Regions from separate parts of the Homo sapiens genome. Here all the other regions are linked to region 3. A link is a loop called in an ENCODE intact Hi-C map of the cell type or tissue named here. Cell type or tissue: PC-3. All regions are shown on one strand. Each heading gives the region's core, and the rest is flanking DNA. Links, peaks and the distances in the headings are about the cores only.

Region 1 (10,757 bases), core at 1,571-9,570, 220 kb before region 3:
AGGCACCTGGCATTCACTGGGTCCTCACTGCACACATAGCACTGTTAAAAGTACCTTAAACGTAATCTTCATACAACTATTCCTGTTTTAGAGGTGAGAAGAATGAGGCTCAGAAAGTTTGAGTGACTTGCCCACAGTTTCACAGCTAGTGGGTGGGTGAGCTGAGGTTGGGGCCACGTCTGTCTGATTCCAGAGACAGACTTCTCTGGGCCACAGTAAAATACCGCCTTTGAATCATGTTTGTATGGTCACATTTCCTGTCTTGATGAGATTTTGAAATTGTACCACGCTCTTTTCTGATGAAAATATGTCCATTCCTACCCGATTTGTACTTTCTCCTATCATTTTCCTCCTTCTGTTAAAATTAAGTGTGCCAGAAGTCTGCCCTGTGCACCTCGATTGAAGACATTCACTGACCTCCTAGATCTTAGTGAGATAACTTCTGACAATCCTTGGTCTGCTCATGTTTGTGCCCTACCATGTCTCCCCAGGCTCTCCGTTACTTTCTTCCTGCCTTTGTCCCACCTCCCCACCCTGTTCCTCGAGGATTTGAATGCTCACTGCAGGCCAGGCCCTCTACTAGGCCAGAAGGGACCCCTCCCCTCACAAAAGAGAGACACACCTCATAGTCTCCTTAAAACATAGTCTGATACTTATCGTTGTTAAAACAATTCATGCCTGCTATAGAAAGGCATAAAGGAAGAAATGTCTCTTATCACTAAGAGGTAGCTACCCTTAAGTTTTTTTTATATTTGCTTCCACTGTGTTTTTGTTGTGCATGCTTAACAAAAATCCCAATTTTTTCAGTTATAATTTCATAAAATATTCTCATTATTTCAGATTCTTTGGAAGCATCTTTTCTAATGTATCATGATATGCTGTGGAGTGAATGAATCATAGTTTACTCAGTAATTCCAAAGGAGACGCATTCTGAGGACAGTCTTAATTAAAGGGAGATAAGTAGACACATACACACTTATTTGTATAAAAATATACATGTATGTGTGTATTCACACACATAAAGATATGCATACATACATGTATGTGTGTGTATATACATCCCTCTTTAATTGAAGCTTAACTTCAAGAAAAGGCAAAAAGAAAATATACATACATATTATGTTTATATACATATACACATATGTATCTATTGCATGTGTATGTATGTATTGTGTGTTTGTACATATATACACACATAGATACTCTTGTCTGTCCTTCTTGAGGTGCACTCCAGCTAAAATTCTTTAAGCAAAGTACATTGCAGTTCATTGGGATTAGCTGTGCCTATCTCCCCGTTTTGCAGGAGGGCTTGGGTAGCCTGGTCTCAGGAAGCCTGCTGTTAGGTCTCTGCTATTCCATACATGGGCTTCTTCAAATCCCAAGTCCCCAGTCTCCCACCTGTGTGAGCCTGTGTCAAGATTCTGCATAGCATTGAATGTACCTTTTAACCTGTCTCTCTGGGATGATGAATTATGCTAGTCCGGACATCTCCACCAGTCCTTCCAGAGGAAAGCCCTAAACTGTGATTTATCGGTGCTTGTCACAGATGAGTGCTATTTACTTATGAGGCCTGCATTAGTGCCAGGTCAGTGGGAAAGCCTTTTCATCCCCTGATTCACTGGGCAGCACTTGTCCAACAGTAATGTTCACAGACAGAGCCGGGAGCACAATTTCACAGCCTGGATGCTCCTTTAGTTCGCGTTCAGTCGGCCATGCCATGCTTTGCAGTCACCCATCCCAGCCTCTCCATTACTTGGACGCCCAGCCTTGCTGCTTTGCTCATCACTCGTGACTAGAAATGACGTCCTTTAATGCAACCTGAGTCCTGAGTTTGAATGCGGGCTCCCCTTGCGTGACTTGGTGATATTTGAGAAAGGCATGCATATTGCCTTTCTGTGCTTTTGTTTCCTCAGCTTCTGACTTAGTCTGTTCAGGCCACGGTAACAACAATACCATATGTTGGGTGGCTTGTAAACAACAGATACTTATTTCTCACTGTCTGGAAGCTGGGAAGTCCAAGATCCAGGCACTGGCAGATTCATCATCTGAAGAGGGCCCATTCCTCATAGATGCTGTTTTCTCACTGTGTCCTCATGTGGCAGAAGGAATGCGGGGTCTCTTCAGGGTCTCTTTTATGAGGGCACTAATCCCATTCATGAGGGCTGTGCCCTCACAACCTAATCACCTCCTGAAGACTCTACCTCCTGACACCTCACATTGGGGGTTAGGTATCAACAAAAAATCTGGGGGAGACACAAACATTCAGCCCATAGCAACTTCTTAACAGGAATAAGAGTAAACCACCCCCTACTGAGTTGTTCAGAAGATTCAGGAAGGTGATAAATGAGGAAAAACACTGTAAAATGAAGTAGTATGCCATGTGTATTTATTATTTTAATATATAACTCCACTCATATTTGATTCACATAAATCAGAAACCACACCCAATAATATGTATTTTTTTTTTTTCAGTAAAAATGTATTAACTAAACTTGCTTGGTCAGTGAAGTGAGTGTACCCTTAACTCCCTGATGCCAGCATTATAAACAGTGTCTGTAGTTGGCCTGTACTGGGGGAAAAAGTCACGTGGCTACTTTAGCAAATACTGGGTCCTTTAATTCTCAGCCTTCATTGCAATTGTAAAATTGTCAGAAGTGATAAAGTTGTATTTTTCTTAAATGAAATAAGTGGAGAATTGTTCATTGGCTGGCCCTGTGGTGAGCTCTTCGATCCAACAGTTTTGATGAAACATAGACATGCTCATCTCTGTTTCCAGGGAATATTAGCTCTGTGCTGCTGGTGGTAGAGCTCTAAGGAGGAACAGTGGCAAGTAGGGTAGATATAAAGTGAGCTTTCATGGAGGCAGTGACATTTAGAGCAACACAGTGACCACTGAGTAGCATTATGTGAAAGGCATGTCGATTTGTGACTGCAGGGGACATAGTTTATTGTAGAATGTTGGGGAAGTACAGAAAAGCATAAAGAACAAAAAACAGCTGTATTGCAGCCATGCAGGTGAACTTTGGTTGTATATCTAGGTATTTATTCAGGGTATTTGTGCAGTATCTCCCGTGGGTCAAGTGCTGGGATGCATCAGTGACCAGAATGAAATACCTGCCCTCATGCAGCTGATGTCCTAGAGGGAGTAGAGGAAGACAGGCAATAAATGAGTGATGAATCCTACAGAGAAAAATAAAGGGAGAAGGGCAGTGCCAGAAGTAGGAGATCATGGGGGTGGAAAGAGGAGTTTGGTCTTCTTTTAATAGCTAGTGAAGGAAGGATTCATTTGTAAAGGGCAGCTGGGCAGAGATCTCAAGAAAGAGGTAGTAAGCTATGTGGATATCTGAAGGAAAAATATTTCAGATAAGAAAACAGCAAGTGCAAAGGCCCTGAGGCAAGAATGTGCCTGAAACGTTGCTGCAGCAGCAGATCAGAGTGACTGGAGCAGAGTGAACCAGAGGGGAGAGATGGAAAGTAGGAGAAGCAATAGGGTCAAATCCTGGTCCTGGAACATCTTCCCTTCTCTGTGGGATGCTGTCTTTATTTATGTATAGAACCCTGGGTAGGAATGCCAGCTGATATGTGGAAAATAATGGAAAATGTCAGTTTGAGATAAGGGAGGTGACAACTTCCACGGCCTTGGCCTTTGTGTTTTCAGTTGAGCTCATCTACATGGAGGCAGTGTGTTGTGATGGAGACAGCATGGGTGTTGGAATTGTAGGACTTGTGTTCAACTCTTGACTGTGTCCTGGCCAGCCCTGCATCCTTGGGCAGATCACTTAGCTTCTTGGATCTCAGTCTCTTCACCTATAAAACGTAACTAATACAGGGTTTTTGAGAGACTTATAATGCACAGTATGTACTCAATCCAAGCCATTTTGCCTGTATCTATTAATATAGGAAATTGCTGTAGTTTTTCTCATGATGGAAATAAATATGATCTAGTACAGCTAACTCTCAATTATTTTTTCTTAGATGCTGCTGTTTCATCTAGTACCATATGGTTCGATAAAGAAGCCAAAAGACATATGTGGCCATTTAAATTTAAATTCATTGAAATTAAATAAGATTAAATGCTCAATTCCTCAGTCATACTAGTGATATTTCAAGAGGTCATTAGCCCAGTGGCTACTGTTTTGGGCAGTGCAGAATAGGGACCATTTCCAGCACCACTTTTTGAGATGGAGTGTCGCTCTGTCACCCAGGCTGGAGTGCAGTGCTATCTCGGCTCACTGCAAGCTCCGCCTCCCGGGTTCATGCCATTCTCCTGCCTCAGCCTCCCGAGTAGCTGGGACTACAGGCGCATGCCACCACGCCCGGCTAATTTTTTTGTATTTTTAGTAGAGACGGGGTTTCACCGTGTTAGCGAGGATGGTCTCGATCTCCTGACCTCATGATCCACCCGCCTCGGCCTCCCAAAGTGCTGGGATTACAGGCGTGAGCCACCACGCCCGGTGCATCGTTGAAAGTTTTATTGGATGGCGCTGCCCTACAGCAAGTGTCAAGCTTCTGCTTATTCCGAGCTCTTGTCTGTGTATAGGGAAAGTGGTATTACCTTTCTTTATGGTAGTATTCATGATTCATACCAGGAGCACACTCACACTGGGGAGGGGCAAGGTGGGATTTCAGAGCCCCATGACAGGTTTCCTGAATCAGAATTTCTGTGGGTAAGTCCCAGGGATCTGCCTCTTTTTTTTCACTTCCTCTGTGATTCTGATGCAGGCTAAAGTTTGAGATTTGAAGCTCTAGAGGGCATTGTCAGAATTTATTAAAGCATGTAGTCCATCCTAAAATGCTCAGATGATGCAAGCTACAGAATTGCAGAATATTAGTACTAATTGCATATTGCTTTGGTGGATCACTTTCCTTCATCATGGTCCACTTGAGATTAAACTAATTTGTTGGGCTCTGTGAACTCCCCTGGAGACAGCATTTCATGTGCTCTAATAAAAGCTGCCAAAGTCTTATTTGTGCTTTCAAAATATTCCTGAAATAAATGGTGCTGTGTGTTCGTTTATTAGATTTATTTAAAGAAATAAGCCCAATACCCAATGGCCTACAATGTGCATCAAAAAAAAAAAAAAAAAAAAAAAAAAAAAAAATTCAACAAACCAACTGCAGAATTGAATGAAACAGCAGTGGCCACAGTTTTCTTAAAAGAATGTGCCAGATGGGTACTGGTCACAGGGGATTACTAGTGACCCTAGTAATAAACAAGATTACAAGAAGATAAACAAGATTAAAATGAAATTATTTCTTACTCCAAATCAGGATTTTCCGCCGTGTTTGCAGCAGCGACTCTGAGGGAAATGTGGCCTGCAAAGAGTTTACTGTCATGGTGCCAGTTTCGTGTTTGTCCAGTGATAAATCAGTGGATTTATGGGTTTAATTACCTCTTATTGCCAACTCCCTTCCTATCTGAATATACGAATTTAAAAGTTAGGATGTGTATCTACAGGTAGTAAAATACCATTTTGTTCTTTCTCAGTGGCTGAATCCTGTATGGAATGAAAATCAAAGGAAAATCTTAAAGATGCGTCAGTGCATTACGCTGTAGAGATTCATGTGCAGAAGACTAGCTGGCTATGCACTAGTTCTGTCCTGGGAAGGGCTTCGTTCTAACAATTGTTTTCTCTGGAAGGTGATGGGTGACTCCATCTTTTCAGATCACATCCACACCCATGGTAGCTGCCCCAGCATTTTGGTCTGGCTCCTCCAACTTTTTTTTTTTTTTTTTTTTTTTTTTTTTTTTTTTTTTTTTTTTTAACTACACCAGTGAATGGACAGCATAGGGTTTTCCTATGAAACCAAGCTCCTTCCTTTTCTGGATGCTGAGCAACACTTTTAGGGGTTTAGCTTAGGGTAGTTCCCATTCGAAACTCTCCTCAGGGGTAATTAAGACTGTTCAGCTTCACCCCCTTTAGTCTGCAGTTTCTTGCTTTGGAAAATATTCCTTCCTCATCCCTCATCCAGAGACCTCTACTGTGTTAGGATTCTCATGGTTACACATGAATGAAATTTAGTTCAGGCTGGCTTACATACAAAGCCGAGTTATTGTTCCCTGTAATTTGAAAGTTCTTTGTTGGACTTCAGGCATGGCTGCATCCAGGCTTGCACTCGCTTTCTCCTCTCTCTTGGCTGCAGCTCCTTTGGCACATTGGATTTATTCTCAGAGATGCTTTTATCACATGACTGGGAAGATCTTCTCTGGCAGTTCCAAGCCAGCCTCTTCCTAATAGGGCCATGTGGAGAGAGAACCCTTTCTCTCTGGCATCCACATGCAAACAGGAAGGGTTTTTACCAAGCTGTGAAGGTCATGCATCCATTCCTTGATGCATTGCTGTGGCAAGGAGTGTGAGCTCACAGTGGCCAGCCTGGCTGGGGGTGTGGTCAGCCATGCCTGGACCTTACGTAAATGGTTTGCTTGGAAGAAGGGGGAAGCCTGTGGGACAGATAAAACAGAGGTCCTCTCCACCACTCCAGGCAGGGCATGTCCAAGCCTCCCATCAGCTTTCATTTGCATGGAGTTCTCATAGCTCAGCTTACCCCTCTCCTTGCTCAAGGGAGCTCCGTTATTTGCTGCATTTGGTTCTAGCCTGGACATATAAAGCAGTCTTATAGGTGTGAACTCCTTTGCCCATACCTGACCTCAGTTGTGGTGGCCTCCTGGAGTTGCCATGGAAACACCATGATGTCAGGGCCTGTTCTGATTCTGGTTTGTAGGACCTGGGAGATCTTACTGACCTTTCAGGTGAAGGAATTACACACTTGCAACCTGCCTGTGCCCCTCCCTGGCTGTGTAAAGTTAACTCTTTTGAGCCTCACGTTTTTCATCTTTCAAATAGGGCCAGTAATCATAGCTAGATTAGAGGACTGTTGTGAGAATTAAATCAAATTTGGGACAGAGAGCTTGCTTAGCCTGTTGCCTGTCATGTGGTTGGTGCCCATCCCTGGTGGCTCTGCTCCTCCAGTGTCTGTCTGCTCTTTTCTGGGCTGGCATGCATGCTTCTGCTGAGGCAGATGGATGGATTTCCTATTCTATAGATCACCAGGTAGTTCAGGGAGGTGGTCAATTGTGCTGTTAAGCATGTGGGTTCTGGATCAAGACTACCAGGTGAATCTAGGCTCTGGCTTTTACCAGCTGTGTGTCCTCAGGCCAACCCCCAAATTCCTCTGTGCTTAGTTACTTCACTTGAAAAATAAAAGAGAGAGTAATGAGGATTACATCAATTGAGATGTTTTATGCACTTGGAAAGATACCAGCACTTAGTAAGCGATCAATATGTTAATTACTACTTGTGCCAGTACTAGGCTTCCCTTGTGCCTTTCTGGCTTTCCAGACCTGTCAGGGTTGAGACTAGACAAGGGCCCCGCTTCTCCCTAACTGTGGGATGTACGCCTTCAGCAGTTCACCTGGTATTAGGAAACCTGTCCGTTCTGCCATATGAAGGTTTCCCTGGAAATACCTTTTTCTGGCTCAGAGTATTTCTTTATTTACAACTAAGCAGTGGCCCATGTCAATCATATCAAGACATCAGAATAGCCTGTTTCTGTTTCACTTATTTCTCAAACCTTTATTAAAATGTGATACGCATGTGTGCAAAGTACATGAATAGAATGGACTTACCACAAAGTGAGCACACCCATGTAACCATCCCTGAGATCAAGAAACAGAATATTACTGTTACTCCAAAAGCCTCGCTCATGCTCCCCTAATTGTATTCTCCTCCTGACTCCTTTCACCTCCCTTGTTTCCAAAGGATACTGCTGTTCTAACTTTTCATCATATGTTAGTTTTGCCCTTTTTTGAACTTTATATAGATGGATAGATGGACTCACACAGTTTATATTCTTCTATGTCTGGCCTTTTGTCAGTCACTGTTATGTAGGTAATATCATCTCTGGTAATGCATAGCAATTTTTTTTTATGTGTAAAATTCAGTTGTGTGAACATAACACAATGTCCATTTGATTAATATTCCTGGTGGATATTTGAGTTTTTTCAAATGAGGGTAATTTTGAGTATTTCTGCTTATGAACATTTCTGTTGAGATCTTTTTGTATTCCTGTACTCATTTCCATTGGGTAAAATCCTAGGGTTGGAGTTGCTGGGCTGTGAGGTTCATGTGCTTATCTTCAGTTCCTATTGCCAAACAGTTTTCTGAAGCAGCTGTAGCACTTTAATGCTGCCCTCCTGCCAGCAGTGTGCAGGAGTTCCAGTTGCTCCACATCTTTTCTTATGCTCGGTATGGCCATTATCTTTTAGTTTTTAGGCATTCTGGTATATTTTGGCCTATGGGTATCCTATTTTGTAAAGTGCCTATTCATACTTTCTGTGTCTTATTTTTAATTGGATTATCTGTCTTTTTCTTATTGATTGGTATAAGTTCTATATGCAAGCCATTTGTTGGTTTTAAGTGATGCAAGTATCTTCTCTCTCACTATGTGGCTTGGCTTTTCACTCTCTTTTTGGTGTTTTTTTGAGGTGGGAGATGCTTTATGAATTTTATTCTTTGCATGCTCATTCCCGTATGCATTTTAAAGCAAGATCTGGGAAAATGTGGTTTTCCTCCTCTTGTTGAGCAGGATATACAGCTCTAATGGCTTTGTTCTAGCTTCAACCAACACATCTCTAGCTGGGAAACTTGTTGTCTTTCTCCCCTGAATTGCTGCTTCTTTATGATAAAAAAGTACCACTTTCTCCCACCTTTGCCTCTGGCTTACATGTTAGACCTCTTTTTAAAGGACTCATTTCCACTGGGTAAAATCCAAAGAGTCACTGACTCTTTGGATCATATTTTAGACCATGGAACCAGAATGTGCCGTGTTTTAAAGAAAAGCAACAAGCCAATCAAGTATTTCCTTTAACCATTTTCCCTTAAAATAGTTATATGATGAGCAGGCCTTGGAAAGAAAAAAAGGAGGTAAGGGTTAAAATACATATAATTTATAATCATTTATTAAACAAGAGTATTACTTATAATGAGCATTCATCAGTCCTTTAGCTAAGCACATTACATGGATTAACTCATTTTGACTTGGTAAACTCTATGAAGCTTGCTTCATTAATAACCTCATTTCATAGATTGGATAAGTGAGGTTCAGTTCATTTCTAAGGTTACGTAGTCAATAATCTTGTTGAAGCCAAGACTCAAGCTGGGTTCTGTTGGACCCCATAGCTCAGTACTCTACTGCACTGCTCTGCTGGTGAGGATGTATCCTTGCTTTTTGCAGTTTGCATTAAGCTAATCAAACCACATTTCGAGCTTTCTGCTATGAATAGTTCAGTACTGAGGAAAAATTGGGTAGCTTTTCCTTCCCCAGTTCTCCATCACAGAAATAAATCAATGAAGTCAACAGTCACCTTAGTGGCTTTTAAAGTTGTTTACTAAAACATCATTCCAGATGGCATTGTGTCCTGTTCCCCTGGTACAGTTAGGAGAGCCTGGAGGTTCTGGATAAACCGTGAGGGACTTCAATAACCTTGCTTAGAATTCTGTATGTAAAAATCTTTGTGAGTCCAGATTTTCCATCTAAATGTAGCCTGGTGTCCAGGCTTGGCAGCAAATGACTGCCAGGTCTCAGGAACCTAGGAGAGGCTAGCGATTTGATTCTCTGGCTGCTTCTGGACCCTCTCTGTATTCACTGATTAAAGACCCTTGCTTTATACCCCACTGGCCAATTGTTCACAAGTAAGAGGGATTCAAAGTAGAGAGTGAGAATTGGCTGTGCCTGGGAAGATAGAGCCTTTAGAAGGGGAAGCATTGTGTAGGATTCAGGACACTGTGCTGGTCTTTCTATGTTGTGGGCAGCTTATTGTCAAGACCTGGGACAGAGTTAGGATTGGGTATGTCCAAGGGTTCTAAGTCTCTTAGATTCTTGGCTTATGGTTGGAAAGGAGAATAGGTATGCTGCCATTACTTGTTCTTTCAAAAGTCAGTAGCAGTGTGCATTGAGCCACGGAACTTTACCAAAATTGAGATAGAAGCTGCCTCTACATTGTGGAGTTGTGTGCATTGAAGGAGAAAATCACACAGAAGCTGAGGACTGTGCCTGGCTCCCTGTTGCTGAGTGAGCACCATCAATGCTCTTGGGACCATAACAGTGGTGAAGTTAAGTCTCTCTGGAACTGTTACAGCTCACTTATTTGTCATTTGGAGGGGACTCTTGCTGCTTCCCTTCTCTCTTTAACCAGAGGGTCTTTTCTTATTGTCCTTCTTCTTGATTATTGATTACCTCTTGTAATGGGACTTCCCTTTGCATTTAACTTGAAAATAGTATTTTCTCAATTTTATGGCTTGTGACTTCTACCCGCCCATTGCTTCTCTCCCCATGTAGGTACCGCCTAAAGCACAAACAGCTGTTTTCTGGGTAATTTTCCACATTGCATTTAGCAGTAGTGAAGGGCTCTGGGAATGATTGCCCTAGCCTGAACCAGCTGTCCATAGACACAACTACAATGACAGCATAAAAATTGGCTGTTTAGGAGTTCAGAGCTTAGTAATTGCAGGGAGCAATTTGCTTTCTCTCTTCACTAGTGTCTATCTAGAGACAATTGCAGAAACTGTTAGAGGCATCTGAGAAAAATCTTGTCCTTAAAGTTGGAGATTAAAAATGGAAAGTGTAGTTTCTTCCATTTGTTAACCAGTGCCTATCAATTTCACTAAATTTTTGCCCTCTGCAATCTCAGGGAGACGATTCTGAGTATATTTTTTCCAGTTGGGTAGGATGGGGGAGAACAGAAGCCTCAAGGGTGC
Region 2 (10,757 bases), core at 1,430-9,429, 120 kb before region 3:
AATACATTTATTCAGTCGTTTAGTATTTATTCAGAAGAGTTATGTATAAAAATTTAGAACACGTAATAGAAGACATGGTTGAGTTTTCATCTAACCATAAAGACAATAATCTTAAAACAAGTTTGGATACACTAAAATTAAAACCTGTCAAAAATCAAACAACACGCCAATCAAATTAAGAAAAACGTTGCCACAAATAAGTCAAGGAGATGCTAGCCATACTATATAAAAAGCATTTACAAATTAATAAAAGTATTAAAGTCTTACTAGTAAATAGACAGAGATGAGCAAAAAATTTCGTAGACTGTAGATAAACAATTAGCATGAAAAAGTTTAACTTCATTAGCATTCAAAGAAGTGAAAAATGCAACAAGAAACAATCTTTCTGTTATTAGCCAGTATTTTTTGAAAAGATAGTGCTTACTTTCCTTTCTCCCTTTGATAGCTGTTTATCCAGCCCGTCAATATGGCAAGCACTATGCTAGAAAGCATGGAGGTATAAATTCTGGAAAGCAGTTAGCCATATATTGAGAATTTTAAAAAATACATATGTTTTGTTAAACAGTAATTTATCCTTTCAGAGTCTCTTCTAAGGAAATGAAATTAGGACAAGGACATATGCAGAAATGCATTCATTGCAGCATTATTTATAAAACCAACATTTAATGAAACATTTGTTGGTGAACTGTTATGATGGATTAATTTTGATACTTTTATAGAATAGAATATGTGAAACTTTTTTACATTTGTTTTTAAACAACAATTATGACATAAAAAAGTGAAAAGGTCAGAATATGACAAAGTTTATATCACATGACCCCAATTTCATAACAGAAAAATACTGATGTCAATATAACGAAAAAAACACTCTATTATGTCTATAGGGGGGTGGTATTACAAATTATTTGCCTTTCTTATTTTTGTACAATTCTGACTTTAAGAAGTTTTACCAGTAGCAGTGAGGAGGATGATTGTAATATTTACTTAGTCCTCACAGTGTGTCAGGCACTGTATCAGGTACTTTATATAGATTGTCTTGTTTAATTTCTACAACTAGGATATAAATTGGGAAATACTATCATAGCCATTTAGTAAATGTAGAGACTGAACTCTGGTAGGTAAGTAACTTGCCCATGGTCAAACAGCTGTTAGGAAGTGGAACTAGATTTGAACCCATTTAATGGCTTCTTATCTCCTATTCCACATTACGTCTCAATTAAAATGTATTACTGTGATGAATCAGAAAAAAAGAAACTTAAAAAAATTTTTAAAGGAATACAATGTGTTACCAAATTTTATTCTTAGTATGAAGATTTTTCTCTTCTAATGGAAACTAGAATTTGAATTTCCTGTGGCAGGCATGTCACACACATTATCTTATTTAATCCTCATGCAGCCTTGGCAGGTAGATATTGTGATTCTTAACCTGACCTTGTTGTGCATGGGAAAACTGGCCCAGAGTGGCACAGTGACTTGTCCACGGTCACATAGCCAGTGCACTGCAGAGCTGGAATTCATAGTTCTGCTTCCTTTCAAAGCAGAATTCATAGTTCTGCTCCCTCATCCCTCATCTCCCAGAGTATCTCGATCTTCCTCAGCCACATCTTTTTAATGGTGCAAAACAAGCAGGTGCCAGCAGCTTACTCAGGACAGTCATTTGTTCTGATGTGAGAGGGCCCTGAAGCTCCTGGACATATGAGTTCCAGAGCAGGTTTTGGTTGTATGAATGCAGAGATTCATGTCTAAATGAATTCTGGAGTCTTCGCAGAATCAGTGAGCCTCCACAGTCATCCAAAGAGTGTAAGATCCTGATCGTGTTGTCAAGATTAAGGTGATGGTCCTCAGGTGGGTATCCTGGCACATAGGGGACTTTGGTCAACCTCTTTGCCTGGATTTCTTCAACAGCTCCGGGGTGACTAGGTTATTTTCTTTGCTGAATGTCAATTTAATTGAAGCTAGATATGGATCCTCTCATGAAACTAGACCAGCTATTGCAAGCCCTTTGATGCCAGGATTTTCTGATTCAACAAATATTTACTAAGCTCATATTGTGCAGGGGGCACCCTGAAGAGTACTGGTCACATGATGATAAAGACAAGCACAATTCTTGCCCTCCAGGAGCTTATAGTTCAGTGGGAAACATTAACCAAATGATCACATAAATAAATGTAAATTTTAAACAGTGATATGTGTCAAGTAGAGGCACACAGTGCTCCAGAAGTTTATAAAAGCAAGATCTGATATAGTTGGAGGCAGTCAGGGAATGCTTCCTTGAGGAAGTGGCATTCGAGCTGAGACTTGAAGGAGCTAAATAGGTTAAAGCAGAGAAGGAATAGCATTGCAGCCAGTGGCATCACATGTTTAAATACTCTGTGATGGAAGGCAGTGGATGGGAGGGGGTCAAAGAAGACCACTTGCAGAGAGTAAGGAAAGCCTGGTGAGATGCCACAGAGGGACCAGCTGAAGCCAGATGGCCCAGGGCCATGCACCTTGTGGAGTACTGTCCTCATCCTAGCAGCAATGGGAACCCACCGAAAGGTTTTCAGGCAGATGCAGAGGGCTAGGCGACAGATTTATGTTATGAAAAGTGCTCTCTGGCTGCCATGTGGGGAATGGTTTGGGCAGGGAGAGCTGGGGTTTGGAGTCTGCAGTTGGGAGACTGTTGCTGTACATTAGTCTTAGGTTGCACTAGAAAGGAGCTGGTGCTGGAGATGGTGGCACGTAGATGGACTCAGAATAGGTGAGGGGTGTCAGAGGGCCTGAGGCAATGATCTATGAGGTAATGGGTAGCAAAAGTGGGTCTTCTATTTCTTGAGATCCTTCACAGCATTTCGCATTGCCCTGGGCACATGGTAGATGCTAATTTGATTGACTGGTGCTCTTGGGTGGCCTGAGAGAGTTATTCTCTTCTCTTTCAGTCTTCCACATGCCCAGGATGAGGTATCTTAGTGACTCTGGGGGCCATACTTTGTGACAGTAGCTCTAAGAGACTTGTGGGGTGCACACAATTCTGCATATTTACTACTACCCAGAGGGCTGGCATCTGCATCCCTGGCTTGGCCCAGCCTATTCCAGCCATCCTGGAGGGATGTTTCCCTGGTGCTGCCAACCAGTCATGTACTCATACCTATCTTTGCATTTCCTGCTGCAGGAGCCTGCCTGGGCTGAGTCACCTGCCTTGGAGTAGGTAGTCTGGGTGATGACTGACATAAAGTTTCCAAATCTGGAGCTGTGGGCCACCCTCACATCATGCCATGCACATTGGCAGCAGTCCAAGCTCAAGGCTGGCCTACTGTAGCCTGTGGCCAAATAGGGTGGCCGTCATGCCTAAGCCCCATCCTTCATCCACTGCCCCAGCTCCCACATCTTCCTCTGCTTAGTGAGGCAGTAATGATGTCAGCGCTGGAACTCAGAACTCATTTTATGGCTGCCTGCATGCTTTGTTAAGATATCTTCAAAAAACAATTAATGTTAAGCAAAACCACAGCCCTAAAATTATCTTCGTAAATGTCTATGAGATTCTGGTGAACTGCCCACTGCCCATCAAGGCAAAGTGGCAGGTGAGTATCTGTGAGAGAGGCCTTCCTGGAAGCCAAACCACTAAATAGGCAGAGGCTCCTAAAAGTTGGAAAGAGAAACAAAGTGGAAGCGAGTAGAGGGAGTTGGAAACCTGTCTACATATGTTGGCTATGCTTTCAATGAAGGGGCATTAAAAGGACAGGCCAAACGAGCTTATTTAGTTTGGTTTAAGAGGGTCATTTTACATTGTTAGAGTGAGAAGAAAACAAAAGAAGTGATGGATGACCCCTTTGCCGTGTGGTGAATTTAATTAGGGATTGGGGGCCTGGTTGGTCTTTCTCCCTCACTCACGTGTTGGATGTGGAGGGAATCAGAACCACATTGAAGAGAGAGAGTGGCTGCTCTCAGCACGTTGTTTTCATTGTGGTTAAACCTGTGGAGCCTGACCAGACAGGACCAGGGTCCTTTGTGGTACTGTGCATGGTGATGGCATCCTTTATCTGAAGGCTCTGACCAGAAATGGGCTTGTAGCTGCCGGCTCAGGGCTGGTGCTTATGGGAGGCTCAGATGGGAGCTTTCACTGAGTCTTCGTGGACCTGGAGAGGAGAGTGCTCACTGAATGCTCTGGGGTAGAGGGTGGAGCCACGGGGTGATCACTGCCCTCCTAGAAGGAAATCAGGTGGGGCCTGGTATGGGAAGCAGGAGTCTGGTGCCCGGGAAAGAGGAGGATGTTGGAGGAGGGGAGGAAGACTTGGCTGTGCTCTGTCAGCTCCTAGAGGGCAGGGCTTTCCATGTCGTCCTTCTATCTGCCCAGCATAGCGTGGCACAGGGCCGAGTCCTGAGAAAGCAAAGACCAGTGCTCTTGCCTGGCCCCCCACCCTCAGCTCTTGGCACTTTCCACCCGCCACTCTGCTTTGAGGAAACTGAATTGCTGCAGTTCAGCTAACAGGCTGCATGTTCTCTCACTCCTGCGCCCTTGTACGAGCTGTTCCCTTTCCCTGAAACGCTCTTTCACTTCTTTGACTAATGCCCTGGCCCCAGCACAGTCAATACCTCATTAACAAAAGTGATCAAGACCACCATGCTACTCTGTCCCCTCATGATGAGCTATTGAATCTGCAAAGCATGAAGGAAGAAAAGTTGCTATTGTAGCCATCTCTTTTTCCACCTGTGGGTGATACTGTTTGGAGTGGCTGGCCCAGGCTCTCCCTGCCTTCTGCCAGCAGCCCAGGAATTAAATAAGCAATTAAATGCTTCGCCATTCTGCCCAACAGAGTGAGGTGTGCAATATTTTTTCTTAGGGCGAAGGGAAGAAGCTGTTCAGAGGGCTTCAGAGCTGCCTCTAGGGGAGGAGAGCTGACCCCAGCCATTTTGGGGCTAGGGTAGCCTGATAGGTTACCTACATGATTGCCACGTCATCTCTCACCCATTCTAATTTCCACACTATTAAATCTGCCTTTCCTAACATATCCTTAAAGGGGAAATAAATTACCGGCACCCTGTACCTATAGCCCTCCATGTTATTACCGCTAATGTAACTTCTCTGGGGCAGCCAGACGCTGTTCATGTTTCTTAGCCATTTGCACCCCCAAAGCTATATTGAGCTATCAAGTATTCATGGACACCATTCAGACCTCTCATTTTTCTCTGCTAGTTGTACCCAAAGGTTTGAGGGCAGAATGAAGCAAGGGCTGGCTGCTTTACTTGGGGCTTCAGCTCTACCCTTTCCATCCCTTCTTTAATTAGGTTATTTCATCAGAGGCGGACACCAAGCATGACTTATAATTCTCGTGATATTCTATGGTGACTGCCCATTATGAGTCTGTGGAGATTTCTGTATCTCACTTAATTTGCTAGAGAATGGTGCTGGGGGTGGTTGGTTCTGATCTATCCCTGGAATGTCTGTATGTTTCTTCTCCACTGCTTTCTGCCTGCTCCAGGGCCTCCATCACCCAGTTACTATAGCTAGAAAACTGGACATCAAAATTCCTTCTCCCCTTCCATCACTTTCTACCTCCCCTTAACGTCCCAGTCAATCCCCAAGGCTTTGGGTCACCTCCCAGGCATATCCCAGGTTTCTTCACTTCTCACTGTCTCTTGCCTGGACCTCCTAATTGCAGCAACCTCCTAATTGGTCTACCCCTTCCTCTACCTCTTAGGATCTCCTAGTTTAACATGACCCTCTTAAACCTCCTAGTTGCAGCAGTCTCCTAATTGGTATACTTCTTCCAGTCTTTCCCCTTCCCCTCCAGAGTCTTTGCCACACAAACATCAGGGTGATACTTTCTTCTCTGTTTAAAAATGCAACTTTGTATCTACCTACCAGCATTAATACAGCCCTATCAGCTTCAGAGCTTTTACTTACAAAAACAAAACATCAGAGATTTGTCAGTGAGGACCCTAGTATATCTTTCCCAGATCTCGTTCTCTCCTTGCCTCCCTAGAAGTAATTACAATTCTGAATTTGGTATTTTTCATGCCCATGTGTATGTTTTTACTATGATCTGTAAGTAAACATTACATACTATTATTTTGCACATATTAAACCCCGTACAAATGGTATCACACTGTTTTTTTCCTTGACATAGTCTTGAGGTTTTTCCGTGTTGTTGGTTCATGCAGTTCTAGCTCATTCACTTTAGCTGCTGGGCCATAGTCTATTGTGTACAGAATGATTTATTTGTCCATCTTTCTGTTGATAGATAGTGTGTCATCTTTGCAAAGTATGAATCACATCATGTTTCTCCTTTGTTTACAACCCTTCAGTGCCCTGGTTAGGAGGCTGTGCAGGAAGTGTGGCCTTGTTTGCCCCTGCCCATGCTAGGGACTGCACAGCCCACACAGGCAGATGCCAGGGAGGCAGTCTCAGGAGTGGGAAAAATCCTTCTAATGTAAGCTAACTCCATGCCTTTCCTTATTCCCACCTAGCAGTGGCTGGGATTTGGTGTGTGACTAACAAATAACACGACTCTGCCGTGTTGAACTTCAGGTCTTGGGAGCTGGGTATTTGCCAGGCTTTCATGTGTGTGAGGCTCTCCTGCACAACTCATTCCTCCCTCCGTCTCTCCATGCAGCACACAGCCCTGGGAAGGAGACTCTCTGAGCTTGTTTTCCTTTTCTTTTTTTTTTTTTTTTTTTTTTTGAGACAGAGTCTTGCTCTGTCACCCAGGCTGGAGTGCAGTGGTGTGATCTCGGCTCAACCTCCACCTCCCGGGTTCAAGCAATTCTCCTGCCTCAGCCTCCCGAGTAGCTGGGACTACAGGTGCACGCCGCCACGCCCAGCTAATTTTTTTTTGTATTTTAGTAGATACGAGGTTTCACTGTGTTGACTAGGCTGGTCTTGAACTCCTGAGCTTAGGCAATCCACGTACCTCAGCCTCCCAAAGTGTTAGGATTACAGGTGTGAGCCACTGCACCCGGCCACTGCGCCTGGCCGCTTGTTTTTCATACTGCTTACTTTTTCATTATTTGTTTCCTGTATCTTTTCCGCAAGGACAGATGGTGAGTTTGTTGGAAAGTAGAATGCAGACATTGGGAATTTTCTGGAGCTGAGCACCTTAGTTTTAAGACTAGTAGACTTTAGGTATTGTTTCAAATTATTCCCCACACATTAACGTCTCCAGTGACCTTGGCCAAAGGCAGTGAAGGTCATCAGTGGTGTACATGGCACATAGAATGTGCCATTTTCTATTATGAAAAAATAGCTCCAAGCCTGTTTTACCTGATGGGCCACTGATATTGTCTGTAATTTGGAAAGTATGATTGATCTATTGATACTACAGGTCACATACTGCAGTTTTGAAAAAGAAATTTATGATTCATGCGAAGGTTTTGAGGTACTGGATGAAATCTACTTTATTTCAAACAAAAGTTTTTATGTTCAAAGTCCAAGTACATTAGACTTCTTAGCTAAACCCTAGAGTACGGTTTGTGTCTTAGAGTCTACTGATACAGAATTTCCATCATACAGCAGGCCTTCTCTGGAAACCAGTGGTATGAGATCCTGTGGTTTGCTTAGCAAAGATTATGAAAAAAGAGAATGGAGAAGATTAGTTAGATACATATTAACTAAGGACTTACTCTGGGCTTTGAAAGCTGTGTGTTAACTTATTTATTCTTCATAAAACCCATGTGAGGGGATGTTTTATGTTTCTCATTTTTCAGAAGAGGAAACACTCAGAGAGGTTAAGTAACTTGCTCAAGATCCCAGCCAAGAAGAGTTAGAATCTTCTTTCTCCCATATCCTGTTGTTTCTGGCCCTCTGTAGCTTCTAGCTGGGAAAATAAGACAGAAGAATTAATGGAGAAGAGAATAGAAGACAGCCAGGAACATTCTGTATCCCCAGATACAAAGGGTAGACACTGACAGGAAGGTCTTTCAAGGCTTGCTTCTCCTTGTCTGGGACAGGCTTATTTCCTAAGGCTCTGAAACAGGTGGACCTCAAAATGAGTTCTCCTTGGTTTGCTCAGAAAATATACATAGACCTGTATTCATTGCCAGTGTCTGGATTAGACAGCAGCCCTGCTCCATCTTGACCTCAGTCTCTTGGAGGAATGGGAAGGAAGGCTGCAGATGAAAAGGAGCTCTGGGGAGGCAAGTGGTTTGTCAAGCTTTCCTGAAATGTGACATGTGACCTGAAGGACCTGAAGGCTGGTAGACAGGGTGGGAAAAGGATTTCAGGAGAGGGAGAACAGTATGACAAAGATTCCAAAGTTTAGGGAGCACAGAGTACAGGCATACCTTAGAGATACTGTGGGTTTGGTTCCAAACCATTCCACTAAAGTGAATATTGCAATAAAGTGAGTCACACACATTTTTTACTTCCCAGTGCATATAAAAGTTATATTTACACTATTCCAAGCAGTAGGATTATATCTTAAAAATCAATGTACATACCTTAATTTAAAAATATTTTATTGCTAAAAAATGCTAACCATCATCTGAACCTTCAGAGAGTCATTGTCTTTTTGCTAGTGGAGGGTCTTGCTTCAGTGTTGATGGCTGCTGACTGATCAGATTGGTGGTTGCTAAATGTTGGGGTGGCTGTGGCAGATTTTAAAAATAATACAACAATGAAGTTTGCTACATTGATTGACTCTTTCACAAAAGAATTCTCTGTAGCATGCTGTGCTGTTTCATGGCGTTTTACCCACAGTAGAACTTCTTTCAAAATTAGTCAATCCTCTCAAACTCTGCTATTGTTTAATCAACTAAGTTTATGGAATATTCTAAATTCTTCGTGATCATTTCAACAATGCTCACAGCCTCTTCACCAGCAGTAGATTCCATCTCAATAAACCACTTTCTTTTCTCATCCATAGGAAGCAACTCCTCATCTGTTCAAGTTTTATTAAGAAATTATAGTAATTCAGCCACATCTTCAGGCTGCACTTCTAGTTCTCTTGCTATTTCCTCCACATCTGTAGTTACTTCCTATTATGAAGTCTTGTACCCCTCAAAGTCGCCCATGAGCATTAGAGTCAACTTCTTCCAAATATCTGTTAATGTTGGTATTTTTACTTCCTCCCGTAAATCACTAATGTATTTAATGGCATATAGACTTATGAATCATTTTCGGAAGGTTTTCAATTTACTTTGCCCAGATCCATCAGGAGAATCAATATCTATGGTAACTATAGCCTTATGAAATATATTTCTTAAATAATAAGGCTTGAAAGTCAAATTACCTCTTGATCCGTGGCCTACAAAAAGGGTGTTGTATTAGCAGACCTGAACACAACATTAATCTCCTATATATTTTCATCAGAGCTCTTGAATGACCAGATGCATTGTGAATGAGCAGTATTATTTCAAAGGGATCTTTTTTTCTGAGTGGTAGGTATCGTAACCGTGAGTTTAATATACATAGTAAACCATGCTGTAAACAGATGTGCTGTCATCTGAGCTTCGTTGTTCCATTTTTAGAGTACAGGCAGAGTAGCTTTAGTGTCATTCCTAAAGGCCCTATGATTTCTGGAATGGTAAATGAGCACTGGCTTCAACTTAAAGTTACCAGCTGCATTGGCTCCTAATGAGAGGGTCAGCCTGTCCTTTGAAGCTTGGAAGCCAGGCATTGACTTCTCCTTTCTAGCTATGAAAGTCCAACATGGCTTCTTCTTCCAATAGAAAGTTGTTTTGCCTGCATTGAAAATCTGCTGTTGAGTGTAGCCACCTTCACCAATTCTCTTAGCTAGATCTTCTGGATAACTTGCAGCTTCTCCATCACCACTTGTTGCTTCACCTTGCACTTTTGTGTTATGGAGATGGCTTCTTTCTTTAAACTTCATGAACCAATATCTGCTAGCTTCAAACTTTTCTTTTGAAATGTCCTCATCTTTCTCAGCCTTCAAAGAATTGAAGAGAATTAGGGCCTTGCTCTGGACTAGGTTTTGGCTTAAGGAAGGTTTTGACTGGTTTGATTTTCTATCTAGAGCACTGAAACTTTCTCTATACCAGCAATAAGGCTGTTTCGGTTTTCTGTAATTTGTGTGTTCACTGGAGTAGCACTTTTAATTTCCTTCAATCATTTTTCCTTTGTATTCACAACTTGGCTAAATGTTTGGCACAAGATGCCTAGCTTTTAGCCTGTCTCGGCTTTCGACATGCTTTCTTCACCAAGTTTAATCATTTATAGCTTTTGATTTAAAGTGAGAGATGTTGGACTTTTCCTTTCACTTGAACACTTACAGCCCATTGTAGTGTTATTAATTGGCCGAATTTCAATATTGTTTTATCTTAGAGAATAGGGAGGCCTGAGGAGAGGAAAACAGATGGGGGAGGAGCCAGTCAACGGACCAGTCAGAACACATAAAACATTTGTTGATGAAGTTCACCATCTCATATACATGTGGTTCATAGTGCCCCAAGACAAATACAATAGTAACATCAAAGATCACTGATCACAGAGCACCCTAATACATATAATGATAATGACAAAGTTTAAAATATTTCAAGAATTACCAAGATGTGACACAGAGACACAAAGTGAGCACATGCTGTTTGAAAAATGATGCCAATAGACTTGCTCAACTCAGGTTGCCACAAACCTTCAATGAGTAAAAAATGCAAGATCTGAGAAGTTCAATAAGCAAAGCGCCATAAGATAAGATATGCTGTATAGGCAGAAAGTGGTGGCCACGTGTGGCTGGAGCAAGCGGCAAGTTGGGGGCAGGTGTAAGATAGGGAAGAATGGGGCCACATACGTGGGATCTTGGATAGCATAGTAAGAGCTCCCAACC
Region 3 (10,757 bases), core at 1,506-9,505:
ACTGACAGAGAAGACCATTGTCAGCACAGCCCTGAACACTGTGAAAACATGTGACCTGAGCAAACATCAGAAAACATTTTGACTTGAGACCACATAATTAACCTCTTAAGAGCACAGACTTTAGAATCAGATAGCCTGGATTTGGACTCAGGCTTCGCAAGGTTAGAGCTGGCTTTCATTGGCCAAACGACATCTGTGAGCCTCCATTTCTTCATGTGTAAGATGTATGTTGTTATCATTTTTATCATATAGGGGCTGGGGTGAAAATTAAAGGAGAAAATATAGGTAAAACTTTTAGCACAATGCCAGGTTCATGATTAGTTATATTAAACCTTGTATACATTATGAAGAATTAGAAGCCATTTCTACCAGCACTGTGAAGAATAGAAATATACTTAGTGCTCGTATCTGTATTATGAAGAATACATAGACATATGACACAAATATCCTGAAGTCTAGCAGCTAAATTATAAAATATTAGAGGGTAAGAGGAAACCAGAAGAGCAGGCATGGGACGGTGTGTTGTTGAGTGGGGTGGGCTGGAAATGTCACTGGAGCTAAGGGGGGTCTGCAGGAGTAGGAGTGGTCAGGGTCATGTCCAGAGGAGGACACGCCTGGGTGGGGAAGGTTTGGGATGGGAAAAGAAAGAGGTATTCAGATGAGGCAACATCAGAGTGAAGCAGGGACGGGGAGGAGGAAGAAGACAGCTATTAAGGAATTGTTGCATGTTGTTGAAGAGTCAGAGCAGTGTTGTTGAAGAAGCAGCATCAGTACCAGATGGTGACCAGCATCAAAAGGGAGGACTTGAGTTTTGATCAGGGCTTGAGAGCAAAATGTTAGTTTGGGATCTTTGGTACGACATTTCACTAAGTCGGGGGGGGGGGGAATCAGATGGGATGGTAGGAGAGACAGTCAAAGCTTTCCATCTGTTGGACTGTGACAGTCCAGATACCATTCATGGACCTAAGGAGTATCAAAGCCTGGAGATGGATAGAGATGACTTCATTTGGCCAAGTGCATTGGAGATGACAACAGAGCTGTGTCGATTGTTCAGCAGGTGGTTAGATGGGTGGGGCTGTCCCTCCATCCTCCTGCCCATGCATCTATATAGCTGTCCAACATTTATTTAGTACATACTCTTTTTTAGATTCTTTTCCAGGCACTGGGGCTAACCAAGTGAATTAAAACCTAGTCCTCATGGAACTCATAAGAGAGACAGGCAAGAAAGCTGTCATTGAAGTACAGGGCAAGAGACAGAGTGTTAGAGGTGGGCAGGTGCTAGAAGTACCTAGGGATGCCTACTGCAGGCTCCTGGGGGAGCTGTAGACAAAGCAAAGCATCCAAGAGGAAGCCTCAAGGGACATGGCCGAGGAGACCGAGGGGGAGTAAGCGTGGTCTGCAAGCTGGGTCACAGTAAGCATGTGTTTGGAGAGACATAAGAGATGTGAGTGGAGAGATATGTGGGGTACAGATCTCTGGGGACCTTTTCTGCTGGGCTAAAAGTCTTTACTTTTTGTCTGAGGATAGCAGGATACAAGGAATGGTTGTAAGCTGGGGTAGGGTGTCACAAACACATTTGCATTTTACAGAGATCAGTCCGGCATGGAGAAGCTATTGGAGGAAGAAGAGAATGAATGTGGGCTTTGGGGTATGGAGGAAGGAGCAAAGATTAATTGTCTACCATGTGCCAGGAATGCTGCCAGGCACTAGAGATCTAGAGATCATTAGTTATCCTTTCTACTTCCAGGATGGCTGCAGGAAGTAGGGATTATCTTTAGTGAGGAGGAAATGAAGACTTGGACAGGTTATGTAAATTGACCTGCCTTTAACCCCAGTAAGCAGTGGCGCCCTGGGTGTCAGATTCCCTACTAGGTTTGTAATGAGAGATGCAGACAGATCCTGGGCAGAGAGTTTCTCCCTACCCACCATCACAGCTGGAGAGGTGTGAGTCATGATAGAATCAGGTGCCACCTCAACTTGCCCTCCACCTCCGGTGAATTCTGTCTGTGGAGTAAACTGCCCGAGCCAGTGGGGAACAGGCAGCATGGAGAGGAGGCTTAGTGTGGGCTGGGTCCCCTGCAAGGAAACCAGGACAGCTGGAGAGACAGGCATCTCGAGGGCATTTATAGCTGCAGAGACATTTTAATTTTAAGCAGGTGCCAGCACCTCAGAACATCCTCTTCCTTTCTCCTAGCGCTGCCTGAGCCCACATATCCAGGCTGGGCGAGAGACATGTGAACGAGGTCTCTGCTCCCACATTGCCTCTTGCATCTCCCAAGTCTCTCTGGGATGTTTTGTGCTTTTTTCTATACTTGAAGCATCTCCTCTGTTCTCCTCCTTGTATTTCTTCTCTCTTTTCTTCCCTCCTCTCCTCTGCCATGCCTCCTCTACAGCTTTCTTTTCTTGCTCTCTCCTTCTTTCATTCTTATTTGTGTTCTTTCCTTTCTTACCCTTTTCCTTCTCATCTGTAAAATGAAAGTGATAGTCTCCAACTTCCTAGAGTTTCTGGGAAGATGATGAATTTATTTCAGCAACCTCTTCCTGTCCACTTTCAAGGTACAGCTTATATGTGGCCCTAGGGTGTATGAGCATGGACAGCTCTCTCTAGGAGCTTGCATCAGGTGGGAGTCAAGTTCGGAGACCAGATCCTATGAACAGAACTGTCTTCTGAGGCCCTGGCTGGGCCGCTCTGGACTGCTTGGGAGAGCTCTGATGATCACACTTCACAGTTAATCTGTTAGCTAGGAATAGCTGCAGGCCTTTATGCCTCCAGGAGAGGCTAAGTCTGGCTGCTGTCAGCTTCTGGAACACAGAAGGTGGCCACATCACCTGATTCAGGTCTGTGAGCTGATCAGCTTCACTTCTGTAAGTTGGCTTAGCTAATTGCAACATGTTAAAGTGGCTTTGACTAACATCACTATCACTAGTGACAAGTCACAGTTGACAAGCAAGGGTTGTATTTGGCTGACTCCATTTCTTCCCTGCCGGTCAGCACCACACAGCCGCCAGCAGGGCACCTCCTGTTCTCTCTCCCTTTCCCGAGCTCTGGCATAATTTCTGTCTCCTCTCTGTCCTCCTAGGATTCCTGTAAAGGCTTTGCCAAACCCCTCACTGTTGTAGAAGTCTGTGAGTCATTACACATAGCACTGGACTAGGGAGAAGTGAAGGGGTTGAATTAAAAATTAAATCTGCGGGGGCCGGGCGCGGTGGCTCACGCCTGTAATCCCAGCACTTTGGGAGGACGAGGCGGGTGGATCACGAGGTCAGGAGATCGAGACCATCCTGGCTAACACGGTGAAACCCCGTCTCTACTAAAAATACAAAAAAATTAGCCAGGCGTGGTGGTGGGCGCCTGTAGTCCCAGCTACTTAGGAGGGTGAGGCAGGAGAATGGCATGAACCCAGGAGGCGGAGCTTGCAGTGAGCTGAGATCATGCCACTGCACTCCAGCCTGGGCAACAGAGCGAGACTCTGTCTCAAAAAAAAAAATTTTAAATCTGCTACTTACTCACCTTGTGTCCCCGAGGCAGTTATTTGCTTTCTCTAGTTTCAGTTTCTTCATCTATAGAATGAATGTATTAACACCTGCTCTTAATCTATAGAATGAATGTATTAACACCTGCTCTCACATAGGGTTACATAAGATATATCCCATAAATAAACAAAAAATGTATAAGACACAGATGGTCCCTGACTTACAATGGTTCAACTGAAAATGGTATGACTTTAAGATGGTGCAAAGGAGATATGAATTTACTAGAAACTGTACTTTGGCTACCCGTCAACCATTCTTTTTTTTTTTTTTTTTTTTTACTTTCAGTCCAGTATTCAATAAATTACATGAGATATCCTACTTTTTATTATTAAATAGGCTTTATCTTAGATAATTTTGCCCCACTGTAGACTAATGTGAGTGTTCTGAGTACACTGAAGGTAGGCTAGGCTAAGCTATGATGTTTGTTGGTTAGACATATTAAATGCACTTTCAATCTCTGATTATTTTTACCTTAAGATGGGTTTATTGAAATGTAACCCCATAGTAAGTTCAGGAGCACCTGTACTTGTGATATGCTAGGCTCTAGTCAAAGATACTATTTCCTTCAAGAAGTAGATATGTAAACAGATAAGCACTGTCCAGTGGTGAGTGCAATGAGAGAATTGTCCTGGGGCACAGAGGCAGGAGCCTCAGAAAAGCTTTCCTGGAGGAAAGGCACTGGAGCCCCGTTCGGAAGAGGGGAGGGCTGCAGCTGGCCCAACTGTGGGCCTTCACTGAGAGCCCTTCGGGTCTGGGCTCTCTGCTGCATCCAGGCCTTGCATGGTGAGGCTGTGCATGGTCCCACCTCTCTGATGTACAGCAGGTTGTCCTCCCTCCATGGGGCCAGCCATCTCCTAGAGAGGATGACAGGCCCAGGAACTTCAAGTCCTTCCTCATCTGCACTATTCTCCGAAATCCCAGTTAAGTAAAAAATCCCACAGAAATTTAAAATGTCAAAATAGTGTCCAGTCCTAACAAAATCCCAGGCAGAGGAGATAACAGGGAAAATGTCCAGAAGTGAGAACAGTGGAGGTGAGCCAAGGCAGTTCCCCTTGTGTGCAGTTTGGGAGCTTAAAGCAGGGGCCAGGAGCCTGCTGGGGGTGGGCCTGCACGTGCAGGTCAGGGCTGCACTCCTCTCCACGGTGCCGGCCACTCTTGGTTGCATTGCCTGGAGGACAGCAAGACTCTCCACTGGTTTCGTCACACAGTTTAGAGAAACTATTCAGCCTTGCCTCTAAAACCAAGCCTGTGACAATCTGTACATGAACTGGACTGAAACTTACCTCCTCACTCACTAGAAAAGGGTGTGCTAAATCACTGACAAGATAAACAAGGTAAGAAAATGAGCAAAGCTAATTGCTGATATCAATCAAGAGAATTTTGTGCTTCTGGAAAACCTGGATCACTTGGCCCTTTAACAAATCCTTACTGAAGGTCAGCTCTTTACCAGGTGTAAGCCAGCCTGGATACAGCAGGAAATAGGATCCAGTCCCTGCCCCGAGAGCCGCCCTCTAGCGGGAGCTGCAGGAGGGACAGTAACTGCAACACCTGAGAGTGGCAAGCCACTGGGGAGGGAGGAGCTTAGGGAGGGAAAAGAGGAGTGGTTTCTGGGAAGAGTTCTCCTAGCACCACTGGGCAAAGCAAGTTAAATTTTCTTCCCCTGGCTATTAGTTTAATAATTATTCAATGTACAGAGCATTTAAAGAATAATGCAATGAATGCTGTATACCCGTCATTAAGATTTGACAGTTGTTGCAGTGGCTCACACCTGTAATCCCAGCACTTTGGGAGGATGAGGCGGGCAGATCTATTGAGGTCAGGAGTTCGAAAACAGCCTGGCCAACATGGTGAAACCCGGTCTGTACTAAAAATACAAAAATTAGGTCGGGCGCGGTGACTCACGCCTGTAATCCCAGCACTTTGGGAGGCCGAGGTGGGCTGATCACGAGGTCAGGAGATCGAGACCATCCTGGCTAACACGGTGAAACCCCGTCTCTACTAAAAATACAAAAATTAGTCGGGCGTGGTGGCGGGTGCCTGTAGTCCCAGCTACTCGGGAGGCTGAGAAAGGAGAATGGCCTGAACCTGGGAGGTGGAGCTTGCAGTGAGCCGAGTTTGCGCCACTGCACTCCAGCCTGGGTGACAGAGCGAGACTCCATCTCAACAACAACAACAACAACAACAACAACAAAATACAAAAATTAGCAGGGCATGGTGGCAGGTGCCTGTAATCCCAGCTACTAGGGAGGCTGAGGCAGGAGAATTGCTTGAACCTGGGAGGCGGAGGTTGCAGTGAGCTGAAATCATGTCACTGCACTCCAGCCTGGGCAATAAGAGCGAAACTCAGTCTCAAAACACAAACAAAACAAAAAGATTTGGCAGTCGTTAGTATTTTGGCACATTTGTGTACTCTTGCTTTCTGTATATACATACGTACTTTCCCCTGAACTAGTTAGAAGTAATTTGCAGCATTGTGACACCTCACCCCTAAGAAAAGGGGTGTTCTCTTATATAACCACCTTAACCTTAGTAGGTATTATGCCTGTAAGAACATTCCATAATATCACCTAGCATATAGTTCACATTAACATCACAGAAATTCTTCCCCAAATGTTTGTATAATAATGTGTTTTGTATAATAATTATTAGTCAAGGTTCTGTTAACTTTCACTCATTTCATTTGTTTCCGATTTTTAATTTATTTTAATTAGAAATGATTACTCTAGTATGATAATCCACCTGCCCCAGGTTTGTTTGGTTTGCTTTTAGAGTTCAGACTGTTATAAAATGTCCTCAATTTTGGATTTGTCTGTTTCCTAATGCATAGAGTCGGGTTCAACCTTTTTAATACAGTGCCTCACAGGTGCTACTGTGTATTTTCTTTTGTTGCATATTAGGAGGCACATGCCAGCCTGTCCCGCCGCCAGTGGTATTAGCTTGGACCCTTGGTCCCTTTGTTAAGGGGTGACTGCCGTTTGTTTTATTGAAAGTGTGCATTTTCTTCTTTGTGTAATAATAACACTATAAGGAGACATTTTAAGACTGTGTGAATGTTTCATTCTCTAATAACTTTCACCCAAAATTTTTAGCAAATATTAAATGGTCCTTTTCTGACTCAATTAATTACATGAGGAGTTTCAAAATGGTGACTTTCTAACTCTAGCCTTTCTTTTAAATTTTGTAGCTGCTATTCTCTTGTAAAAAAAAAAAGCATTTTCCTCTTTTACATTTTTAACAGCTTGGTCTTCAAGAAGTTTAAGGCTCTGACTTATTTGGAAGCCTTAACTCATAGAAATGTGTGTGTACCACACAGAGGGAGAGAGGGAGAATAAAAGACTGTGCCGTGGGTCACACACAGGCCAACCATCGGTTCCACTAAGATGGTCCTTCCCGCTCTCCTCATCCCTCTCTAGCTTCCTCACTGTTTCTCAAGTGTAGTCAAAATCTTCTACCCTGGGCCTTTGTGCTTCCTTTTTCCTTGACCCTCCTTCCCCAGAGAGCTGCATGACTCACTTTATTCTGTTCTCTGCTCAGATGTCATCTTTCCAGAAGATTTACTGATCACACCATACATCATTCCCTCTCCTTTATTCTCTGTCTCTTTCTCTCTCTTGCTTAATTCCCTGACTCCCATCAATGCCTGCCATGTGAACTTCATGGAAACAGGCCTTTGTCCCATTGGTTCTACACCTAGACCAGGGTCTGGCCCATAGTAGATGCTCAGTGAATATGTGTTAAATGCAGAAAGGAACACATGTATTTATGGATGTTCAATAAGGTTCTAAATGAGACCAAAGACCTTCCCTTGTTTCTGTGCATAGCTTCTTCCAGATGAACACTGAGCCACTCAAGCTCTGTGCAGAAATGGGTGGTTATTCTCCCGTCAGCCAGGAACAGCATGTTGGCATCTGACTGGTGCAGTCAGCAGCCGCTCACTTCCTGCCCAATTATTAAAGCCGGCAAAGCCTCAGGATTGCTCCCCTCCACCTACTGTGACATGATTTTGGGTGAATAAAAACAAATCAGAATTCATCAACTGTGAACAAAATTGTCAACTGTGAACTGTCAACAGTCTGGCTTAAAAAATGGATGATAGGTTGATGAAATACAGTGGAGAAAGCAATTTGAATAAAATGTTAAAAATAATACCCAAAGCATGAGAGGCAAAGCAGAGTGTGGTGTGGTAGAGAAATGTACTCGGTTGAGACCTGTGTGAGCAATGAACCAGAAAGAGGTTGTTAGCTGTGCTTTACAAATCATAAAAGAGAAAGATTTACTGACCATTTACGGAAAATATTCACTCATTCCAACCAATGTATTAGAGTGTTATGCAAAATGGAAGGAAAGATTGGTTGGGAAATCTGCTAGCACATTTATTTTTAAGTAGGTCAACATTTTGAGTGTATCTGCCTGTTCATGTCGTCATTGGCTCTTGCTTCTTTTTCTGTCTGCAGTGATAAGGGCAGGCAGGCATCTCTGTTTTAGCAGGTCGAGGGTCTAGAATCCCCAGGGGTTTGTATTTATAATAATATGTTGTGTATGAGTATGGGTTCTAGTATAATGTTTAAAAGTCCTTAACTTATTTCCTAGTTTCTCAACTCTCCTCCTTTAGAGAGTTAGAGTTAATTATTTATTTGACTGCTTCATCATAAAATCAATATAAAGGTTTGAATTTTTAATATTTCCTCTTTTCTGGGCATGCGTCACAACTGATACAACTTGGCCAAGTTCTTTAGGTCCAACTGCTCATATCCTGAGGCTGCTGTTTCATAGTTTTTGTTTTGTTTCTTTCCAGCAGAGCTGAGCCATCTTGGCACAAAGATCTGTGCTTTATAAACCTAAGACAAAGTGTCTTCATTCCTTAGAGTCTCTCTCTTTTTAAAAAATCTGGATGGAAAGAATATTAATTTGTTAGTGCTACTGTAACAAAGCGCCACTAACTGGGTGCTTCAACAACAGAGATTTATAGTCTTTACATAGAGTCCTTAGTGTAAAGCTGGAATGGTGATCAGGTTTTGGCTTCTGTATCTGTTCTTCCCTAGAAAGAACCTGGGAGAAGGGAGGAGGGAGGATGAGGGAAAGTGATTGGGAGGGTAACTTCAAGGGTGAGAATTAGAGAAGTGTTGTGGGAAGAGAACATCTGTGGGAGGCCGTGGGCTCAGGAGCAGAGCTTCACACTCTCAACCCTTCCTGGAGGGCTCTACCCGCACTTGCTCATGGAGTTTTCTGGGAGGTGTGGTTCTAGCTTCGTTGTCACCTCCATAGGAGCCTATAAACATTGTTTTATATTTTATCATAAAGTCTTTGATACATAAAAATGTATATATTATTTATAGAAGTTGTCAAGCTTAGTAACAGAACAAAAGCCTCAGAATCTAATGCTTACTTTATAAAATAAAACATCATCAATGTTTGTGACGCTTCCCTTGGGCTCCTGTCTGACCAGTCCTGCTGCCTTCCCTGGGGAGGTGACCCCTATCTTCCTGGTATTTGTCATGGTCCCCTCCCCTGCCAGTTTTTAAAGGAGCTTTTACCACATGTATCTGTATCTCTAAATAGCCTGTTTTAAGCTTTATAAAAAATGGAATTATGGCTGGATATGATGGCTCTTGCCTGTAATTCTAGCATTTCGGGAGGCTGGGGTGGGAGGATGGCTTGAGCCCAGGAGTTTGAGACCAGCCTGGGCAATGTAGTGAGACCCTATCTCTACAAAACATGTCTGTAGTCCCAGCTACTCATGAGGCTGAGGCAGGAGAATTGCTTGAGCTCAGGAGTTCAAGACTGCAGTGAGCTATGATTATGCCACTGCACTCTAGCCAGGGTGACAGAGTGAGACCCTGTCTCTTTAAAAAAAAAAAAAAAAAAGAAATTGGCCTTTTGAGCTACATATATGAAATGCCACATATTGTCCTGAAAGGTAAAAAAACAGATCTGTGCCCTTGAACTTGGATTTTCACTGATACAGATAAGAGATAAGTACTGTTTTCTCTGGTGGTGTCTTTCTGTAGCTAGGGAGGAGACTGAGCTGCCTGCAGAGATGGCCACCAGGGCTGGACAGGAGAGGGGATGCTGCAGGCCAGCCGAGAAAGTGGATTCCAGGAATTACAGTCCACAGGGCCCACAGTCATGGCAAGGCCACCCAGAGAGGCTCATACTCCAATGATAGGCTGGGGTGAGCAGGCAGGCTGAGGGGCAGAGTACTCAATGTGGAGCTCAAAGAGGCGTCTCAGGGAGTAGACATGGGTAAAGGATGGTTTAGGATGAATGTGGTGAGTACTGAGCTCCAGCACTTCCTTCCTTGTGCAGGCAGATTGGTAAGCACCCAGGGACTGGAACAGAGGTCCAGAGCAGCAAAGTGAATTGTGGCTCCCTTCTTTCTGCCTTTGTCATTCAGCAGCTGTTTATTGAACACCTACTCTATGCCAGGGCTCTGTGTATGTCATATCATGCCAGGGATAAAACACTAACTAAAACCTTTTCTTGCTGTTAAGGCCTTCATGGTCTAGCAGGAAGGAAGTCATTCTGTTGGTCAGCTTTTGCTAAGTTATGCTGTAATAACAAATAATCCCCAAACATCATTGGCTTATTATGATAAACCCTATTTCCGTGTTCACATTGTGCGTTAGCTGTGGCTCTGTTCAGAACACTTCAGCTCTGTTCCATGTTCTCTGCCTTCTGGGTCCTGGGCAGAAGGGAACAGCCCTTATCTGGCACATCATTTTCATGGTAGAGAAGAGCAACAGAGGTGATGAAACCAGTGATTCTTGACATGTCTGCTCAAACCTGGCTTGCATCCCTCCTACTAACCACCACTGGTTGGAGTGAGCATGTGGCTAGACCTGGTGGGAAAGTTGACCCTCCTACAGGGAGGTGCTGCTGCAAGACATGGGGCCTGGAGCAGAAGTGTGGATTCCTCTCTCAGAGAGAGAAGAGAATGGGTTGGAGAGGGGGAGTCTCACAGTCTATCACAGATACAATCGGGCAGTAACAGCAATAGCATGATAAGGCTTTATGATAAACAAAGGTAATAATTTTGACTTTATGAAACAAATGGACACATAAAAATATATTTGTTCCCCTAAATTAGCTTTAAGGATTCTTTTAATAAGCCAGAGAACCACTAGTCTGAAACAGAGGATTGTTCCAGAGAACTAGCCCAGAAGAGGCGGAGGAGGCAGCCCGGTCATGGCAGCTGTGTCCGGCTCTGGGCACGTGCACACACG

Evidence for each region. A loop is a pair of places that touch in the nucleus more often than their neighbours do. Peaks named below come from ENCODE experiments on the same cell type or tissue, not always from the same donor. Only the 100,000 strongest peaks of a DNase experiment are listed, where the experiment ranks them.
Region 1: it touches region 3 in a loop (5-fold over the local background); 4 of 110 quality-filtered maps call a loop at or near these places.
Region 2: a loop joins it to region 3, with 8 times the contacts of the local background. A loop is called at or near these places in 3 of 110 quality-filtered maps.

The regions. Positions count from the first base shown.
Region 1 is chr5:137,287,435-137,298,191 of GRCh38, reverse strand. The region is part of intron 2 of SPOCK1 (SPARC (osteonectin), cwcv and kazal like domains proteoglycan 1); the gene reads left to right. Among named protein-coding and RNA genes, the nearest start is that of SPOCK1, 210 kb to the left of the region's middle. In PC-3, for the core only: no CTCF peak of the experiment used is centred there; DNase peaks (open chromatin) are centred at 1,611, 4,621 and 5,511; H3K4me3 peaks cover 469 bases; H3K27ac peaks cover 4,251 bases.
Region 2 is chr5:137,188,137-137,198,893 of GRCh38, reverse strand. All of the region lies in intron 3 of SPOCK1 (SPARC (osteonectin), cwcv and kazal like domains proteoglycan 1), which reads left to right. Among named protein-coding and RNA genes, the nearest start is that of SPOCK1, 310 kb to the left of the region's middle. In PC-3, for the core only: no CTCF peak of the experiment used is centred there; DNase peaks (open chromatin) are centred at 3,203, 6,293 and 8,203; H3K4me3 peaks cover 561 bases; H3K27ac peaks cover 3,772 bases.
Region 3 is chr5:137,069,662-137,080,418 of GRCh38, reverse strand. All of the region lies in intron 5 of SPOCK1 (SPARC (osteonectin), cwcv and kazal like domains proteoglycan 1), which reads left to right. Among named protein-coding and RNA genes, the nearest start is that of CTB-1I21.1, 340 kb to the right of the region's middle. In PC-3, for the core only: CTCF peaks have their summits at 4,838 and 5,042 (motif pointing left); DNase peaks (open chromatin) are centred at 1,928 and 5,068; H3K27ac peaks cover 1,515 bases.